2 separate regions of the Homo sapiens genome follow, and region 2 is linked to region 1. The links are chromatin contacts, found by Hi-C or POLR2A ChIA-PET in ENCODE. All regions are on one chromosome and are shown on one strand. The core of a region is the stretch at or near the end of the contact, and the rest is flanking DNA. Distances in the headings are between cores, read along the strand shown. Region 1 has its middle 87 kb from the start of ADRB2. Region 2 has its middle 37 kb from the start of ADRB2.

The links. Hi-C counts contacts between places; a loop is a spot of excess contacts on that map. ChIA-PET counts read pairs that join two places held with the same protein, here RNA polymerase II (POLR2A). Pooled maps may share reads with other maps.
Region 2: a pooled map shows a loop between it and region 1 (1.8-fold over the local background). The contact joins two enhancer-like sites. A Hi-C loop is called at or near these places in 1 of 168 maps with a recorded cell type or tissue (PC-9) and 5 of 50 pooled maps. POLR2A ChIA-PET finds 5 or more read pairs at or near these places in 1 of 52 experiments (MCF 10A).

What each region holds. Positions count from the first base shown.
Region 1 is chr5:148,910,573-148,916,315 of GRCh38, forward strand. No RefSeq gene overlaps it. Among named protein-coding and RNA genes, the nearest start is that of ADRB2, 87 kb to the left of the region's middle. RefSeq lists an enhancer at 1-765. Within about 2 kb of position 3,484, at least 8 of the 41 ENCODE cell types and tissues checked have a DNase peak (open chromatin) inside an H3K27ac peak, as active enhancers do.
Region 2 is chr5:148,787,234-148,792,976 of GRCh38, forward strand. No RefSeq gene overlaps it. Among named protein-coding and RNA genes, the nearest start is that of ADRB2, 37 kb to the right of the region's middle. Within about 2 kb of position 3,323, at least 3 of the 41 ENCODE cell types and tissues checked have a DNase peak (open chromatin) inside an H3K27ac peak, as active enhancers do.

The DNA.
Region 1 (5,743 bases), core at 2,234-4,733:
CAGAAGATGAGGAAAGGAAGGGTCAACAATGACTGGTGACTTGTCAGGGGCCTGGGGGATGGAGACCAAGTCAGAGCTGGCCTGTGACACAGGAAGGAGCAGGTATTCTGAGGAATGAGGGGGAAAATGGGGAGAAAAACTTGAGTCTATGGCCTCCATCTGCTCTGGGAAATAGGAAGTGGGTTCTTGGGCGTGCCAGTGCTCCCTGACCTGGTGGTTCCTGAGGGCTGACTCTGCCTGCCTTGGCCTCCTGCCCAGCAATCCCTGACCCACTGCCGCCCACAGCACCACCCACAGTGGAAGACAAAGGGAGACAAACAGAGGGGTGCCTTTGTGCATGCCATTTCCCCGTGCCTGGCATGCGAGCTTCCTCCCACCCATTCTCTAACTATGACTCCTCCTCACCCAGGCCCAGCCTTGATATCACTGCAGAAGGAGCCAGGCCCCGCTGTATGTGGCCATGACACTCAAATGTATTACAGCACACATGTCCCATCACGAAGCAGCTGCTTATATGTCCATCTGCCCTCCCACAATGCAGGTTCACCATAGGGGTTGGATCCAGCTTGCATTTCACCAACCTTTAGCACAGTGCCTGATGCAAGTCACTGTGCTCAGGAAGCAACATAAACAAGTGAGGATGGAGCACATTGAAGGACAGACAAACACAGGCAGAAAGGTCATGTGAAATGGGCTCAGCTGGTGTGGAGGTGAATGGGAGCCAGAGGTCACACGGACTCTGCTTTTCTCCACCCTGTGATACACGTATGTTAACTATTATTTGAAACTGAACTTCTGTCATTCCAGACAGTTTAGCAGCTGCTCTCTGAATAAAAACACAATTGGAAGAGACCAAGATCCCATGTAAGCAAACAGAGGCAGAAGCCAAAGACAAGTGGGTCATGATTATGAATATGTGGTCCTGTTTGTCCACAGTGGGTGAGAGGGCTGAGGAAATGTGCTTAGAAAGATTTCAGAACAGGTACAGGAGGCTGACAAAACACTGTTTTGGAAAGACTCATCTGGCAGCACACCAAGGATGGTGGGGCACAAACAGACTTGAATCCCAGAGACGTGAAGCCCATCCGCAAAGACACTATTGTCTGGATTTGGACAGCATCACTCAGAGCAGTCTCACCCTAAAAAACCTTAGGAAACTGGACTGAGGCTGGAACTGACCAGTGAAGGGGAAGTCACCACCTTTAATCTGAGAGCAAGCAGTAAAAGAGAAGCTGGAAAATCCTTCAGTTCCACTGGCGCTGAAGTGATTGACATGACTTCACATCACTGACTGAAGAGGTGGAATAGAAACAGGTGGAATTGTCATAGACCTGGAGATAGAAGCCCAGTTTCAATGTGGGGTTGCCCACCCCGGGGACGGGGAGTGGACAGCACTCCAAGAATGGTCTGGGGTTTATGGCCTGGTTCATTCTGATGGGTTTGTGCCCTTACCGTAGAGGATGTTCATGTTTTGAGTATCACCCCTACCCACCACCATTTAGCAGGAGTTATCACAATGATTTCCTAATCCAGAGAAAAGGCTTCTGCAATACAGAGAGAAAAGGGATTGAGATCCCAGAGGGAAGTTACTAGAACAACCAGAAAGGGAAGCTTTCTATTGGAAGCAAGGATTTCTGGACACAAAACTTTCAGTACTGAAATCAAGGAAAGTCTTGCATAAACTGGCCTAGTTGGAAGGGACCTTAGAGATCATTGCCCAACCCCCTTTTTCATAAATACAGCCCCAGAGAGGGCTCACATTCACACAGAGCCTGTGGCAAGGCTACACCTGGAGCCCAGGTCTCCACCTCCACCTGCAGGGCCCTTTCCCCTGGTGGTGCTTTCTTTCAGTGCCACCTTCTTCATTTCCATAATTACAACTAATTTCTTGGTACTACCCAAAGCAGGGAGTTTTCTAACATCGAATTGTTAGATAGGAGGGATGGCAATGTCTCCCACAGTCCTGTTTCCAGGTGAGGAGGGTCCTAACGGAGCCATAGCTCATCCCACAAGTCCCTGCTGCCCTGCTCAAGGCAGGCTGCACCTCCCAACTCCTTGACTTGCTCTCTGGCAGCCTCCACAGTCTCTTTGAGTAAAAGAAGGCTCTCACCGAAGCCTGAACCAGAGAGTTTGCCTCTCTCTTTTCCTTGGGCTGCAAACAGGTACAAACAAAGACCCAAAATAAATAAAATTCTTTTTCTGTGCCACCCTTAGCACAACAGGGTGAGAGGGGAGAGAGCAAATGCTTAACTGGAAAAACTCAGGGACAAATCACCTGGAGCTCCTCCATCCACCTGCAGATGGCACCTCTGGTTTTCCTATCCTCTCACTCCTTAGAGGAGTGAGTAGTGAAGTGAGCAAATGATTTCTGACCCAGCCCTCCTGGAACCGGTGGTCCGAGAGTGCAAGGCCCTGGTGTGAGGAGTCCCACGCATCTGGAGATGCATGCTTCCCGAAGGATGATAAGATCAGCCTGATGGACGGACAGCTACACCTCCAAAGACTTTCAAAACAAGAGCACAGAAAATGAGCAACTTCTCCTGCCTCTCCTAAGCCCCAGGCTGCCTGTTTACAAATTTTCTCTCCTCTCTCTTCTCATGCCTGAATCTGTTCAGGAATGTTACATCCCAGCCTTTCTGGGATGACTACACGTCACAGTGGCAGCCATTGTAATGCCTCACATCCCGGAATGTGGCATCCCTGAATGAGTCAGGCAGGAGTGCCGGCTGTGAGAGAGGATAGCCTGCCTCATGCTGCTTCATCCTGGGATCATGGGGCTCAGGCTACTAGATGATGCATTTCAAGATTCCCGAAGGCAACATGCAATTTATTGTCCAGTTTGATGGAGAAAAACAGAGAAGTGGGACTACAACAATAATAATTTCACTTTCATCACCTTCTAATTTATAAAGTCCTTTCATAGCTAGGCCCTCAATTGACTGGTACAATAAATATCCTTGTGAGGAAAGCAAGGCTGGTAAAGCGCAGAGGCTGGAAATGCCTCAGGCCTTGTGCCTGGTAAGGAGCAGACAGGACCAGCAGCTGAGATGTTGGCATCATGCAGACTTCAGGGCTCTTCCCATTGCATGGTCCATGTCCTTCCTTCAGAAGCAGGCATGCTGCTTAGTCTGTAACGTAGACTGGCAAATGCACGGAGGTTTTTCCAAAAGGCTGAGGTAGAGGCATTGCACACAGCAGTCAGAGACACCGACGTGGGGGTTGAGTAGCCCCCAGCTGAGTCCTGGCCCTGCTTTCATTGACTTTGACCAAATGATGCTACTTAAATTCTGACCGTCAGTATCTAGTTTTAAAATAGATACAATAATGTCTACATCATAGATGTTTACATTAAGAAGATAAGGTCTTGGAGACAGTACAGCATAGTGGCTGAGAGCTATAGCGCTGGTGTCAATAGACCTGGATTCAAACCTCAGGTTTGCCTCTTGCTAGCAATAAGTCACATCACCTCTCTGAGTTTCAGTTTCCTCATCTGTGACATGGAGATAAAACCTCTACCTGTTTCATAGGGTTGTGAGGACTAAGTGTGATAATATATGCAAAATAGCTTATCTAAGTGCTTGGCAGGAAATAGGCACTTGATAAATACTTGCTGAATGACGAACTGAAATGACTGGCAAGGCTGGGATATAAAACAAAGACTGAATAACTCCAGAGCTGGGGCTCTTAACTTTCATGGAATGCTGGTTCTCAAACATGCCAAGCACCTCCCACCAGATAATTGGGGTGAGAGGCATTCTTGCAATAGCTGGGTAATTATCCTCAAAGCCCCTTCCAATCCTTAAGCATCCATGAGTTCACCTACTCTCTTGGATGCGTCCCAAAGGCCTTCAAAGAAGAGGAACTTGGGGAAGGAATGTAACCTCCATAAGAGCTATGTCTCCACACAAGGGGAGAATTGGGCTAACACACACACACACACACACACACACACACACACACACACACACAGAGGTATATCTGGCCCCATTCTACCACCAAGATGAGAGGTTTCTGTCTTAGAGACCGTAGAGAGATGCTGCTGTATGAGAACACTGAGGCCCAGAGAGGTGAAGCAATTTTCTTAAAGCTGCACAGCCAGAGAGTGGCAAAGCCAGAACTGGAATTCAAGCCTCCTGACTTCCAGCCCCAGGCTCCCTGCCACTGCCTCCCTATTTACACAGGCTTTCATAATCATTAGGGCACAGAATTAGTTCAGCACTAAGCTTTCAAAATCCACATGGTCCCTCCCATAGGTCCTCTTGAGGACAAAATCACTCAGGGATAAAAATGTATTAAGTCTTTTGAAATGGCAGAGGAGGGTGTTCCCTCACATAAGAAATCCTGAGGACACCAGAGTTGAAATACTGATTTGATCAGCGGATCATCTGGGCCCCATCTCTTGTGCAATTTTTGTCTTGTTTGGTATTCAGATGGTGGAAGTGTCAGGCTTCTGAGCCAATGCTCTCTGACAAGTGCATTTTACATGCCTCTGCAGCCCTGACCGAGGAGTGGCAGGCCTGAATCAGTTCTCACCAGAGGTTCGGAGAAATAGGTTGCTCTGATCCCCAATCAAATCTATTAGGAGTTGTCCCACCAAACAAGCCTGTGAATTCCAAACAGTGGCTACGTTCTCACTGCCCTTCCCACCTAGGTCACTGGCCTGGCTGGACGACAGATTCTGGAGCCCCAGATTGTCAGTGCTGGGCAGAGGCTCAGACATGTTTTGACGAAACTCCATACCTCTCAGCTGCAGGAACTAAGGCCCAGGAAGAGGAAGGGACTTGTCCGAGGTCACACTGTGGGCTCGAAAAGTGAGAGTTTTGTTCCTTTGGCCCACAATCTCCTTTGATCCTAAAGTGGTAGCCTGAGAAGTTCAGATAACAGAACATGTGACAAAGAAGCCAGAGCTCCAGGACAGTGAGGAGAGAGAAGAGGCACCAAGCAGCCCCTTAGTGACTGAGCTTCTAGGAGCACCTGGCACCCAGAAGTCCCTGTCCCCTGACAGTGCAGGTATCCTAGTGCCTAGAGCCAGATGCTTACATAACACGAAACCACACCTACATCAAACACACACACACCAAAACCAGAAGTGACCTTTTCTCCTCTTCACGCCTCCCAGCATCTGAAGCTGGATCTCCTGCCCAGATATGTCAGCTGGAGAATGAACAGCTTAATTTGTGATTGGAGACATGTAAGTTAGATGCAAGGAAAGACAGTCCCAAGTTTTGGAGCTGAGTGACGTTACTAAGGAATTTCCTTCTTTAGAGAGTAGTTTAATTTCAATGTTGGGTATGGTTATCCGAGAACATATAGTTCCAGAATTGAATAATCTATAAAGTTTGCTTGAACTGAGTCATTTGCTTCTGTTGAGATTTGAATTGGAGTCAGAGAAGTTTTTTGTTTTGGTTGCCAGGAGTGGAGTCTTACCCTAATATATAGTCCTTGGAAAGACCCACTTAGACACAAACAACAGCCACCACCCCTCCCATCCAAAAAATTAATACTTGGATGTGGGTCAAAACTGAGCACAGAATAACAAAACACGTGCTGTTTCCTAAAGTCACCTTCAGGAGCTGCTGGTATAGGAAAACTTTTTGTCTCAAAGACAAAGAATAGCACAGGCACCTCCATGAATCAGGCTCCAGAAGCTACTACCCGTCCCCCTTCATGAATCAAGGTACGAAAACTTCAGACTTTTGTGAGAAAATGTTTTAAAACAAATCCTTGAAGTTTAAAAAGAAAA
Region 2 (5,743 bases), core at 2,073-4,572, 120 kb before region 1:
TCTTTGGCAGTGTTCTTGTCTTAGTTCATTCCTGCTGCTATAACGAAAATATCTGAGACTGGGTAATTTATAAGGAACAGAAATTTATTTCTCACAGTTCTGGAGGCTGGAAAGTCTAAGATTAAAGCTCCGGCTTCTGATGACCATTGAGGGCCTTCTTGCTGAGTCTTCACAGGGCAGAAGCTAGCCGGCTAAACGCCTATGCAAAGCCTCTACTTTTAAAAGGGTCTTCATCCCATTAGTGAGGGAGCAGCCCCAGGGCCTAATTATTTCATGAAGTCTCCACCTCTTAATTGCAACACTGGCAGCACCTGAACTTTGCAGGGGACATGTTCAAAACATGGCAGTTCTATAAGCATGTACTTTCTTTAAAAGGAAGACCATCTTCAGTTACTCCCAAATTATCTCCTTTGCTGAATCAGAAAACACCTGTCAGGACTCCAGAGATTCCACAGTTAACTTACTTCTCTTTCTTTACTCTTGGACCCACAATAAGTTATGTCCCTATGCTGAACTGAGAAAGCATTTATAAATAAAAGACAAGTTTAATAAACCTCTTCTTTTCACCAAATAAATCCCAGTTCAGAAATGCCAGCAGATGTCTGAAACAGCAAAGAATAATGCATAAATTTATTGCTTTATTTTACCTGGAATATCCACGGTATCAATAAGTTTTTGTAGTTGAAAGATAATCTGGAAATCTAGACTAGTAATCTTCAATTCTGTTCTACAGAGATGACTCAGGGATCACCTTTGGGATAAGGGGTGACAAGGTGGGAAAGTAAGCACAATTCCTTTGTCTCTCCTCCCACACTCCCCCTGGAGCTCCAAATGCATGAGCAATTCAAGCAGAGCAGCTTTGGTAAAATATTGGCTCCATAGGCTAGTGTTTCCAAACATAACAGCATATAAAAGTCAAATGAGGAGTCTTTAAAACATTGAGTCCTGGGCCGCACACCAGACCTATCGAATCGGCATCTCTAGTAATGGAGCCCAATGATCGGTATCAGTTTAAAGCTTCTCATTTAATTCTGATGTAATCCAAATAAGGGAAACTTTTCTAAAGAAGACTGGAAAGAAGGAAACATATGACCTCTGCTGAAATGTTTCTTATTATGGGAGCTTCTCCCCAACAGAAGGCATTTGTAATTACTAAGAGAGAACACCCTGTCCATGGAGCTGAGCTAGCTCTTTCTGCCCTCTTATGCTACTTAGTCCCAGTGACCTCCCTCATTCCCAGGACAGATGAGGGCGTTTACACCTGGGTGGCTGCCCCCTCACCATAGAGCTTCACCTCTTTTCTGTTACCCAGCTTCATCCACCTTGCCATAAGAGTCAACAAGATTCAAAGTCATTCAATCATAATTCCTTAACTTCTGGCTAGAGTTTTTGACCCAAGCTGATTCAATCAGAGCACTCCTCCACGACTTTTAAAGATTAAAGCTGGAATATAGAATCTTTTCTTTTTGAAGTAATAGAGCTAGACAAATGTAAATCTACGGCCACTAGTGGTCATATCTTCATCGTAGTGGGTCCCATGATGGGCCTCTAGATATGCCACCAGATCAGGACTGATGCATTGACACTGACTACCGCAAATGCCACTAGTACGACTCACAGCTGAATCTTTCTCTGCACAAGGAAGCTGCCTTTCCCTTGGTTTCCCAGCCAGCCACATCCAATAATTGGTTAATATAGAGGTATAAAGACCTGATACCTCTGTTTAAATTTGGGAAAATCTTGAAGAGCTATCGCAGCTCCAGAGATCCCCATGGGATTGGATGAGGCAATTGTTGTGAAGGCACTGTAGCCCAACTTCTCCCTCTTTCCCCTCTTGCTTCCTTCATTCTCTCAGAGCTGGTGTCCACACAGATCTCCATCGGAGAGTTTGTTTTCCCAGGGAACCTAACCTATGTCATTATGGAAGAAACCCATCTGCTGAAGGAGGAAACAGGGCTGAACAGAGACAATAGAAATGAGAGACACCCATATGGAATCCTGACTCTCTTAAATCTTCCAATTGTGCATAACTATACATAGTTCTAAATAGCTCACCATCCTGATAATGTGATGCTCAGGCCTGAATATAATTGTCCAAGGCTGGACCCGCTAGACTAGAGTATGGGGGGATTTTACACTCATGGAACTTCTTAATTTAGCTGAACATTAGATGAGCTTTTTAGAAGCCCCAAAATCCTGTTGGTTTATTGGAGACTGTGTTCAACAAAGACTCCTACATTTCCTTCTGTTGAGCCAGCTACCTCTCCCTGCATCCAAACATCATTTACTCTCCTTGAAGAACTGCCTACACTTTATGGCTGGCAGTATTTCTTAGCCTTTTAAACACATGCACCAAATATGAGCACAGATCTGGAAGAAGCTGAAGGGACGAGGAGGTGGGAGGTTGTTTTTGCAGTTTATAGTATAAAAACAGTAAGTTACATGGAACACAATTTTTCCAAAACTGCACAAACTGTTCAACCATCCTATGTTCAGCCCCCTAACAATTGTAGAAGACATCTCTTTTATGACGACTTGGAGTTCTTATAGTTCTTACTTAGAACTTTTAAGCAGCGCTAATATCTGTGGTGCACATAACAAAAGTTCCAGAGATATTCCCTTTGCCAGTAATGAAGCTAGGTCTGAAAATTATATGCTCTGGTAACAAAGTTCCAACGAGAAAAATTGAAGTGGTAACAAATTTGAGCAAGTTTATTTTCTTTAATTTCTAACCATGAAATGTTTGGATCTGTATGGGACTTTGAAGATCATCTAGTGCCAGAATGGCAAACACTCCCCACTCCCTTTATGTCTCTCCTCCGCCAGAGTCCTTGGCAGACATTACTATGGGACTCAAGATTCTTCTCACAGAGCTTCAATGCTGCTCATTTTCCAAGGATCTTCTTCCCAAGGATCCAAATGATGTTCCATAATTCTCAGCACACCGCATCAGACAGCTACTACCAATTAATTGGTCTGGAAAACTAGACAAACTTTATTTCCTTTTTTTGCCCCAATCACCCTACTCTCCTAAAGGGGTAAAATCATTGACCCAAATTTATGTAATGCTTACTAATCAAGCTTAAACTCCTGATTCCCAAATCAGTGCTCTCTCTCTTTTTCTTCCCCCTCTTCATTGAAATTTCTCCAGTAATTTTAACCATTATATGCCCACAGGCTAGTCAGGTATGAAGAATTCTGGACCCAACTTCAACTGGCATGTCCTCCATTATCGAATGAGTGTGTAGCTGTTGCTCACGCTGCTTATGACATATGTAGGAACATAGAGGCCATCTGAAGGAAGAGAGGTGGTCAAGCTGGGCTCCAGTTCCCACGCGGTTATAGATGCTTCAATAATAATAATAAAATGCTACGACAAATAGAAACATGCCCTGCACCCAATGACTCATGGCTCTAAGCTAATCCCACAATGGCCCCACCTCAGTATTAAAAACACGAGAGAGAGAGAGAAATATAATTCCATGTATGTCCGTCTGTTTGGTAACCAAAACAACCAGCCATAAATGGGAAGTGACTCCCTGATAAATGGTTTTGTGTGAAGTTAAGACCATCTCACTTGCTCTTGAACTGTCACCTGGGGCCTTGAAGAAACAAGTGGCCCTAAGGCTATTTGGGCTCCTTTAAAAATGCTAACCCTCTCCAGTGCCAGCACCATTTTTCTTGTGCTTAGAGGATGGCAGCACTATAGGTGGGATGGAAAATAACCAGCTGGCATGAGGTGCCCTAGGAGCCAGTCTGAAATTACAGGATGATGTGTCAGGATCCAGGAAATGATGGGTGCAATGAGTGGGTCATTCTTTCTCCTTGGCACACGAGAACACACCTAGAACTCTAACCTCCATCCTAGGAGGTCTGAACGCCAAAGTGAAATGAACTTTAGAGACACCAGACACAATCCCACCACTTAGTAGATTATTAGAATGAGGACCAGAGAGGGAAGAGACCTGGCTAAGGTCACACAGCAAGTATGACTGGTGTTTCCAAAAGTAGATTCTTGGAGTAGTAAAAAGAAACTGGAAACATGTAAACATCAGGAGCAATGATAAACTGAAATAATTCATCCAGTGAAACGCCACCTGGTCTTGAAGGAAGAGAGGTGGTCAAGCCAGACTCCAGAGCTGCTCACCACAGGAAGGAGGGGTCCCATCCCCCACCCACATCCACAGCCCTACCCCACCAATGTGTCCCCCTTTTTCCATCTCTGACTCTTACTAAAGCAAAATGCTAGCTACAAAGTGACTCATTTTGGGAAATAGACTTTGTGACTCAGTTCTGCTCTCTAACCACTAGACTAAGCTCCTCATGACTTAAGGAGGTTTCACTACATCTATCAACAAGCTGAATGAGAGGGGATCCCCTTGCATAAAAGACAAATAGGTGGTTTATCCATCAGTGGTAGGTACTATGAAATAAAAGGCAATGTAATATGTAATTAATTCAGTATACATTAAACTAGGATCAATGCCAGACATACTATCCTCTTATATCCTCATAACAACCCCACTGGTAAAGACAATTATTCAATGTATCTAGAAGCTAAGAATCAGAGATGGTAAGTGACTGGAAATGAAGTTTGGGAGAGGTTAGGTGACTTGTCTGAGTTGGCAGAGCCGGGATTCAAGCCAAGTTGTCTTGGTTTCCTCTGCTCCATACCCTTGGTTCCCAAACCCACACCCCACTGTGGCATTTTTCACATGGCCAAGGTGATACAGCAGAGGCAAGCTTCCAGTCTCCTACCTCAAAGGCACAGCGACCTCTGTGATTTAATCACCACAACAGTTCTGTGGAGGGTTGGCAGGGGATTTGTCAGATAAACAACAACAACAAAAACCAACAGATTTCAGAAGCATAAATCCCACGTGGCCTGGAGGCAACCATTTTCTGTGTAGTAGCCTCGGTCTTCTTCATTTGTAATATGGGGATAATTAGAGCATCTACCTGATAGGTTTGCTCTAAGGACGAAGTGAGATAATATAAGTGAAAAGCACTTTGTGTAAACTGCTAAGTGTCATTCAGTGAAAAAAGAATCAGAGACATGCCGAAAGGACAAGCAAAATGCTAACCCAATGAACTGGGTCTAGTATAAAACCATTACTTGCCTCATAACAAGAAATAATAGTGATATATATCTACTTAATGCCTACAGCTTTATAGTTTATATAGAGTTTTTTAGAACACAATTCTTTTCAAATCAATAACCAATAGCCATGATTTGAGTCTTTTCTAAAAATGTATTTGGTATAGCCATTTACATGGTGAAGCTATAATATATATGCTAGGTAAGTTGTGGCAGCCTATGTTAGAAATCGTATATAATTCTAACAAATTTCTTCTGAAGTAGGTGCTGCTCCACAGCTAATGAGAGGAGAAGCTGAGCTTTGAACCTAGGCCTGGCCTGACTTTCAGGAACCTACGGTGCACACTTTTCCAGAACACCACAACTCACTGCACCCTCAGCAGGCCCCAAAGCAGAGTGTTATCCACCCAGGAAACAGCCATGTGCAGCCGAAGAAACAGCCACATGCATCCTGAGGTATGAGACATGAAACCTCCTTCCTAGAACTTGAAAGAGCTGCCACGGCGAGGAGGACATGAGCCTTACTGTGGGTCTCCAGGGTTCACCTCACACGACTTTCTCTGGCCCCTGTGAGCAGCTCCCCATCCTGCTCTGAGTCAGGCTTCTTGTTTCTCATTTTTCTTCCTAACATATTTTCCCACAGTG